Regions from separate parts of the Homo sapiens genome. Here region 2 is linked to region 1. The links are chromatin contacts, found by Hi-C or POLR2A ChIA-PET in ENCODE. All regions are on one chromosome and are shown on one strand. Each heading gives the region's core, a stretch centred on a gene start or an enhancer-like site at or near the end of the contact. The rest is flanking DNA. Distances are from core to core; before and after follow the strand shown.

Evidence for each region. Hi-C counts contacts between places; a loop is a spot of excess contacts on that map. ChIA-PET counts read pairs that join two places held with the same protein, here RNA polymerase II (POLR2A). Pooled maps may share reads with other maps.
Region 2: a pooled map shows a loop between it and region 1 (2.4-fold over the local background). The contact joins two enhancer-like sites. A Hi-C loop is called at or near these places in 1 of 168 maps with a recorded cell type or tissue (naive thymus-derived CD4-positive, alpha-beta T cell) and 3 of 50 pooled maps. POLR2A ChIA-PET finds 5 or more read pairs at or near these places in 6 of 52 experiments (GM10248, GM12878, MCF 10A and 3 more).

What each region holds. Positions count from the first base shown.
Region 1 is chr13:51,394,849-51,399,133 of GRCh38, reverse strand. It overlaps INTS6 (integrator complex subunit 6), which reads left to right. Exons shown (of 18, transcript NM_012141.3): 5 at 3,651-3,834. Among named protein-coding and RNA genes, the nearest start is that of MIR5693, 48 kb to the right of the region's middle. Within about 2 kb of position 1,738, at least 9 of the 41 ENCODE cell types and tissues checked have a DNase peak (open chromatin) inside an H3K27ac peak, as active enhancers do.
Region 2 is chr13:51,795,217-51,799,379 of GRCh38, reverse strand. All of the region lies in intron 2 of DHRS12 (dehydrogenase/reductase 12), which reads left to right. Among named protein-coding and RNA genes, the nearest start is that of DHRS12, 6.9 kb to the left of the region's middle. RefSeq lists enhancers at 1,649-1,728, 1,799-2,327. Within about 2 kb of position 1,564, at least 4 of the 41 ENCODE cell types and tissues checked have a DNase peak (open chromatin) inside an H3K27ac peak, as active enhancers do.

The DNA of each region.
Region 1 (4,285 bases), core at 489-2,988:
TACCTTTACAATGATGAAAGAAGCCATAAACCAAAGAGACAATACTCCATTTTTATAAAGTTCAAAATCAGGCAAAACTAGTCAGTTGGGGAGGGGCATAAGTTAGTAAAGTTATCTTTCTTGATACAAATTTTAGTTACACAAAGGCATTCAACTTGTGAAAATTTGTTAGGCTGTGCTTTCTGGATATATGTTCTTATATGTATGTATGTTATATTACCCAAAAAACATTGTTTTGAGATCTATCCATGTTGGATGTTAAGAGTTCTAGTTTATTCATTTCAGATGTGGTGTGTGAACAGACTGCAGCTTATTTATTGATTCCCTTATTGGACTTCTAAATTGTTTCCCGTTTTCCTCTGTTTCAAATAATGCTGTAGTCAATTGCTTTTTTTTTTTTTTTTAAACATCTTATACAAATAATATGAGAGTTCTTCTAGGAGTTGGCATTGTTGAGTTTTAGGGTATGCTCATGTTTAGCTTTATCAGATACTATCCAATTGTTCTCCAAATGGTAGTATAATTATAGGCTCACCAGAAGTATTGGAGAGTTCCTATTGCTTTATATTCTTGTCATCACTTGGTATTGTCAAATTTAAAAAATTTTTGCTAATCTTATTGTGAAATGATATCAATATTTTAATTTGTGTTATCTGTTAACTAGTGTATTTCATCATCTTCCTACATGTTTATAGGTCATATGGATTTCCTTTTAGGTATCCTTATCTATTGCCCATTTTTTGCTTTTGGGAATTGTCTATTTTTATTGCATATTTTTCTAGTGACTAACTTTATATTTTTCTTCATTTATGTGCAATTTTCCTTGATTCTCAAAGTCCATATATTCAGGAAGACCTCCCCACCCCCTTTGATTTTTAAGACATTACTGGAATTTCACCTGTAAACTTTAAACCTGGAGTAAGTCAATCCTCCTGAGATTTTTCCTTCAGATTTTAATCTTTTTCCTGTTTCTATTTGCCTGCCATTACTCCTTATTTTACTAATTCATTTAAACTATAGCGGATTTTCCCCTTTTTTGGTTTTGGGAGGTTGGTGGTGATTTGCAGAGGGAGAAATGAGAAGCAATAGAAAAATAAATAAAAATTTGCCTAAAGTTTATAAAATTGATATAGCTATGTGTAAAATGCTTAGAATATGCTTGTGAACCTTGCTGGGGTTTTTTTTTTACATTTGAAATTCATTCTAGATTCAGCATTGTACAGCCAAAGGCCATTTATTTCATTTTATATTGTCTGCGTTGCAGATGCTCATCATTACATGATTAGTTTGTGTGTGTGCATGTGTGTGTGTGTGTGTGGTCCGCGCAGTGCCTGTTTTCCCCCACATTCTCAAGACAGTTCCATGTATCTATCCATTATTCTGCAAAGCAACTGCATTAACAGTTGAAACTTCACGCAGTACCACTGGTGCTTTGACATTTTTGTGATATTAGAGAGAAAATGACCAAGTACTTGGTAGCTGTGTTTCCCAAATACTTTAAAGGTGGTTTAAAGGGTAAAAGGAGATGATGTAAGTAGTGCTTGCTTATTTATCTTCTGTCAGGGTGTGGTAATAGCAGCAAGGGCCTGGAGCTCCTGAGCTGTTTACAATTGTCACAGAGCCTGTGAGGCTGGGAAACCTTCCTCGAGAATATGCTGGCCCAGATTTCTTCAGCATTCCTTCTCTGTTGCTTCTGCCTTCTGCCTTACGTGCCAGAGAAAGAACTCATGACTTCTGTCCAGAGTCACAAAATCTTGGCTGATCTTGATGAAGGAGTCTTGCAGCATATTCTCATGGCATGAATCTTTTGAAGAGAGGTGCCAGTATAACATAGCTTCACTAGGAAAACTCTTCCTAGAATAGAATTGGATTTCTTTTTTTAATGGTTTGATGTAAGTCAATGAAGAAACTTGAGTCTATTTTAGTGTAGAATGACTTCAACCCCCATCAAGTTTGGAAGTCTTCTCTGTGTGAGATTTAGAAAGGCTGTACACAATACAATTAGGTCTTGCTTTGTGAAGAAATTAGTATAAAAAATGACAATTAATTTAGAAGTGATCATTTTAAAGCATGTTTTGTATAAAAATATACTCCAGTATTTGTAGAAAAAAGCCCTAAACTGAGTCTTGATTTTATTTTTAAAAAATTTGTAAGTGGTAAGGATTTTGGTTTTCCTAAGCACCATATACTTAAATACCATTATCACACTTAAAAGAGTATTAACAATTCCAGTAATATAATCTTGAAATTTCCTGATTGTCTCAAAAATCTTCGCTTTTGCCTCTTTTATAACAGTTTTAACTCTTCAGATTCCCTTCCCTTTGCTTTTTTATGCCACTGATTTATTGGAGAAACCAGGTCATTTGTCCTGTATAATGTTCCACATTCTGGATTTGACTGATTGCTCTCTTGTGCTGGTGTTTAACTTGATCCTATATCCCCACTATTCCCTGCAAACTGGTAGTTAGAACCGAAGGCTTGATTCAATTCAGGTCGAATCTTTTCTTTCTTCCTCTTTTTTTTGGTAAGAATCCTTTATAGTTGATGTTGTGGTATTGCATCATGTCATGAGAAACATAGTGTCTGGTCATCCTCATTGAGTGATACTGAGATGAATATGTGGATTCTGTTTGTACACTGTTACTCTGTTGGTATAGAAGGGCCCATTATAGTCATTTAAAACTTTTTAAGATGCTTAAGAATCTCAGAAAAGATTCTAACTTAGCAGGTGTAAGGGAAGAAACATCTATTATTAATAAAACATGCAACACATACAAAAACCCCCAAACCTCTCTACATTTACTCAGATGTGGTAAGAATCACTACATTTAAAATGTAATTAGAGTGACAAAAATTTACTCTTCTACAAATGCTTTGAGATTGTTTATCTTATATAAAATGAAGCATATTTTAAAATATTAAGAGCTGTAAAGATGTTTGAGATTGCTGTGGTGTAATAAAAAAGTACTGACTCTGGACACAGGAGGCCAAATCATTTTTTTGAGGTCTATTTTTTTTTACATTTAGAAAATAATAAGACCGGGCATGGTGGCTCACACCTGTAATCCAGCACTTTGAGAGGCCGAGGCGTGTGGGTCACCTGAGATCGGGAGTTTGAGACCATCCTGGTCAACATGGCAAAACTCTGTCTCTACTAAAAATACAAAAATTAGCTGGGCGTGGTGTTGCGTACCTGTAATCCCAGCTACTCGGGAGGCTGAGGCAGGAGAATTGCTTGAACCCAGGAGGCAGAGGTTGCAATGAGCCAAGATCGTGCCTCTGCACTGCAACCTCAAAAAGAAAAGAAAAGAAAAGAAAAATAACATATCTATCACAGGGTTGTTTTAATGATTAAATGAAATTATTTATTTGGAAGCAATTCAGCACCCAGTAATTAATTGAGTCTAAATCTGAAATTCATTCCAACAATACAGATTTTTTTCAGTCTATATCTTCAAAGTAAGTTTAAGAAAATTAAACAGTATCATGTGCTGTTTTAGCTATGTCTGAACAAGTAAGCTTTTATATTTGAGCTTGTTTTTCAAGTGATAGGAGAGTTGATGCAGTTCTAACGTAAGTGTAATTAAAGTAGGCTTTTTGAAAAAATAGTCTGTGGAATTCTTATTACTGTTTTTCCCCCCTACTTTCAGCTTCATTTACCTCTTAATTCTCCTTTGCCTGGAAGTGAATTGACCAAGGAACCTTTTCGTTGGGATCAGAGACTCTTTGCATTAGTGTTGCGGTTGCCTGGCACCATGTCAGTAGAATCAGAACAGTTGACAGGTGTGCCTTTAGATGACTCTGCAATCACACCAATGTGTGAAGTGACAGGCGGTAAGTTTTTTGCTGGCAGTAATTTGGTAACTTAAAGCAGATTTTATCTGAATGTTTTAAAAGTGTACATTCAAAAGCTCCATGTTTGTTTTTATTTCACAAGTTAATATTAGGAATTAGGCATATATGCTTTTAATAGTACATTTATTGCTAATGGTCTATGATCTTCATTTGAATAGAATGTGGGTTACTATTGGACATGACAAGGAATGGTAATATTTTTTCTACTTGTATAGAAAATGCTATTATTTGAAGTTGTTAAACTAATTTTCTTATCTACAAAGATTGCCAATGATTTAGAAGTACCATAGCATTATTTTTTGCAAAAACAGTCTTGAGAATCATCTCTGTGTATTTGATGAGGTATGCTTGGTTAAGTGCAATTTTTCCCAGAGGCAAAGAGATTGATAGATTAAAGGAAACAGATAGTGAGGTCTTATCCAGCTTCTGT
Region 2 (4,163 bases), core at 315-2,814, 400 kb before region 1:
GCTCCAGGTGGCTAGAGCAACAGGAGCCCTTTCCTCAACACTTAATTAATTCTCAGGCGAGCTTGGGGTCCTGCCCACGTGTCCCAGTGTTTTCTGATTAAGAACAGCGAGGGGCTCAAGCAAACCCTGGACATCAGAATCCCCAGTGGAATTTAATTAAAAAAACAAAAACAAAAACATGAACACCTGGTCTCTAACTCATGTCTTCTCAATGAGACTCTCCTGGGGTGAGAGACAAGGGGAGGGGGAGCCTCAAAGTCCACTGCAATTTGGATGTGGATGGTAGTTATGAACCAAGGCCCCCAAAATACCTGGAGAGAGGAGTGCATTGAACTAAACTTCCTCCTTGCTGGGGTCCAGCCTCCAGGGCTAGAGCAGCCTCCCGCTTCCCTCCCCTAAGCTTGACTATAAAGAGGTGCTTCAGGTGCACTGTAAAGTCTTCAGTCAGCAGAAGTCTTCCTCATGGTAAATGCCAGAATTTCCTGCATGAGCTCAACGATCCTGGGTCACCAAATGGCTCTGCAGTGGCTAGAAAAGTTTGCTGCATCTCTCCAGAGCCTCTTCAGGAAAAATGGATGTTCCAGCAGAAGGTGGGGAACTAGGTTGTGAATTTATCACTTTTTAAGATGCTGAAGATGTTTTCTTTTTTCCTCTCTCTAAATCCAAGTTAGGCATTTTTCAGGGGACTATTATATCATTTGAAGCTTTATTTAATTATCTGCCAAGTCAGGGAGAGGATTAATTGCATCTTAGCAGCTGGGAAGCACTCTGAAGTGCGGAGAGGAGGAGAGAAGAGGGGCTAGTGTTGTGGTTAGCCTGTAGCCTCCCATGAAACACCCCATTTAATCAAGTGGGTGATTTTTAGTAAAGAAAGCAGACTCCATAACGATTCGTTCTTAGCTGCCACGGCGAAGGCATTCTGCTTTAAATTGACCTTGATTGATGATGGTGTGGCATTTGCTGGGATAATATGAGGGCTGCTGATGGACTCAACATTCAGTCAATACTTGAGTCTCTACTACATGCTAGGCAAGTGGCTGTCTACTTTGGCTGAACATTACATCACCAGGGGAGCTTGTAAAACATACCCAGTCCTGGGCCTATCGCCTAGATCTTTAAAAGCTCCCTACATGAGTCTAAAGTGCAGCCAGGTTTAACACATCTGGGTCAGCTACTATGCTAGATGCTAGGGAGGCATATGTGACCCAGATCAATGTTTCTTATCCTTGATGTGTTCAGGCCCTCAAAAAATCAGGATGTTATTCCAGACGCACTGTCAGCACAGGTAGGCAATAAGGTTCCAGCACCTCCCTCACCATCGCCCTTGCTGCTCTTAACTCTGGGAACCACCCATCTAGGCTTAACAGAAGAGTGTCAACTGTGAGCCCATATGTCTTCATTTTTCATTAGGAAGAGCTGGTTTCTGTAGCTCTCGCTGTAACTCACAGATGGTTTCATTGAATTCCACCAGGTGGCACAGTTCACCTGGTTTGTCGAGATCAAGCCCCAGCAGAAGATGCCAGGGGTGAGATCATCCGGGAGAGCGGTAACCAGGTGAGCAGCTCCTCACCCCTCCTGCTGGGTTTCCTTGCCTCCATGGTCAGCTGTGAGGAGGCTGGACTCCTACCCGCTTTCCCTGGGTTGAAGAGGGCCTGTGTTTGTGCTTCTGCTTTGGAAGCAGCCTCGGCCAGCAGGGAGCTGGGCCCTGCTTTTGAATGGCTAGGTTTGACAAGGGGATAAGTGGGGGCACTGAGGCTTGACCGCATGGTCCTGAGCTGCCTGTGAAACCAGCAGAGGCCAGCAGGCAGAGGCCCATTACACTGGACAGTGATACTTCCAGTCTCCTCACCTCAGAGGGAGCCCACATCAGCAACACACAGCAAGGGTCACCCGGGTGCCACGGAGCCATGCATTGACCCGATGTGCTCTAATAAAGAGAAACACCGGCAGCATTTGGGTCTTGATGAGAGCTACTTTCTGACACGAGCCTTCAGAGCTGCCTCACATTTTGTGGTCTTTCTGTTCTGAAAGAGCTGGAACCAGGATTGGCTACATAATTAGTGGGGCTCGGTGCAAAATGAAAATGCAAGACCCTTGTGTAAAAGTTATTTAGAATTTCTACACAACAAAGGCAGGACATTAAACCAAGCTTGAGGCCTTTCCAGTCGCAGGGCGTGTGCAGCTGTATAGATCATATTCCCATGATCCATCGTGTAGCCATAAGGCTGCCCTGAATGGAAAACCCTGACCCCCAAAAGGACCCTCAGTCATGGCTGCTCGCTCACTGTCACTAAAGAACATCCTCATTCCATTCCTACCTCTTCTCTAGGAGACCCCACAATTGGAGGGCCTGTAGGAGGGAAGCTGGGGAGGGACAGACAGTACCCACCCTCAGGCATGGACCCTGGTCAAAGAGAAGAATGCCCCTCTCTAGGATGGAATATTTTGCATCAACTTTGAAATAACATTTTCACACCAAGTGTCTGTTCCTTTCCCTTTCTCATGGAAATCCCCAGTCTCATGCCATCAGGTGCCTTACAGAGGCTTAGTGCTGGCGGCAAGTGTGAGGGTCTCTAAATCTTCCTCTAATGTCTGCAAGTGCCGCTGCGATCTGCGGGCTGCAGTTCTCGAGATTGAAAGCTGGCTGTCTGCCTGCTGATAACTTTCGGTGGTGCTGCTGCAGGATGCAACAAGAATACTAATCTCAGGCCACGGACAGGAGGAGGTTTGCCTGGATTCCAGCCTGCTGTGGTGTGGGCCACAGGCTTTAAAAAGTATATTTAAATGAAAAATGATGATAATATGGATCTGTTTGGCTTATATCTAATTCCACCATGTTTAGGAGGGGTAGAGAGCTGAAAAGGGGAGCAAGCATGTTCCTGCACTGGGGAGAAAGCAAGCCCTTGCCTACTGCCCCCCTCACCTCCATACAGATACACTTGACGGGATTTGAATGCACACACAGGACATTCACTGCTCTCTCGGGTTTATAAGTGGCCTCCAGCACTCAGAGGTGGAGCGTCCAGGATGAGGGTACCTGTCTGCTTATGCCAGTGTCTGTGGTTTCCCTGACTCAGTGTCTCCTCCAGGCTCTGCCAGGGATCAGCTGTCCCTCCCTGCTTATGAAGAGGCCCCACTCCACAGCTTCATCTGGTCTACCTTTGGTAGGCAGCCCACACACAAAAGCGTGGTATGAAGGAGGGAGTTGGGCTCTGATACGAGTCCTGGTTTTGCACTTTCTGGCCTGTGAGCTTGGGCAAAGTTCTTAGCTTCCCTGAACATTCATTTCCTCATTAAAAAATAGGGGTAACTTGACTTTATTAGTTTTTTAACATGTATTTAAGGGTGAACCGTATGCCAAACAGCTGGAGACACAGTGATTGGGACAGACACAGCCCCAGACAGTCTTGTGCAGGATACAAGTGATTAACAGTTTCCTTGAAGTGTGTGTGCCTGCCCTGGGCCTGGCCGCCATGCTCTGTATCATAGTGGGGGTGGGTTGGGGGACAAATAGTATGAACCCCAAGGTATGTGTTTCTTCAGCTCCTACAACCAGACAGCTTTTGGCTGGGTTTGGCCAATGGCAGTTACTAGAGGAAGATTGCTAGGTGAAAGGAAGGGGGGAATTGAGATATTGGCTTCCCTGGTGATGGCGAATCTCCTCTCTGGTTCTTCCTTCTGGTTCCTGGGCTCAGGCCACACTGCATTCTCCCTTTGTTCCTTGAGCCTAGGGCTGGTGGTAGTTTCCTGTTGTTACTAATCTCTGGGTTACTTCACCAATCCTGGTTGAGTTCTCACCTTCCTTAATCACCTGGGAAATCAATCCCTGCGTTCAGTTCCCTCTGTTGAAAGAGGTGTCTGTTAGATGTTACTGAAATAACATGATAAGGGCTACAAGATGGGAAGCTCAGGGTATCCTAAGAACAAACAGCTCTCAATCAATAGAAGTAGCTACTATTATTATTGTTGGTATTATCATTATTGTTTATACTAATATTATTACCACTCCCAACCTTACATTCTCTGCTTCAAGTGTGTTCTGTTTAATCAGTGCTTAGGCCCTGCTCAGTGGGAGGTGGAAGCCTGCAAGCCCCCAGTAGCAGAAAAGATGTGTGGTAGAGCTGTGAGGGCAGTGGAGCAGCTGGTCCTGCGTGCATGGTTGG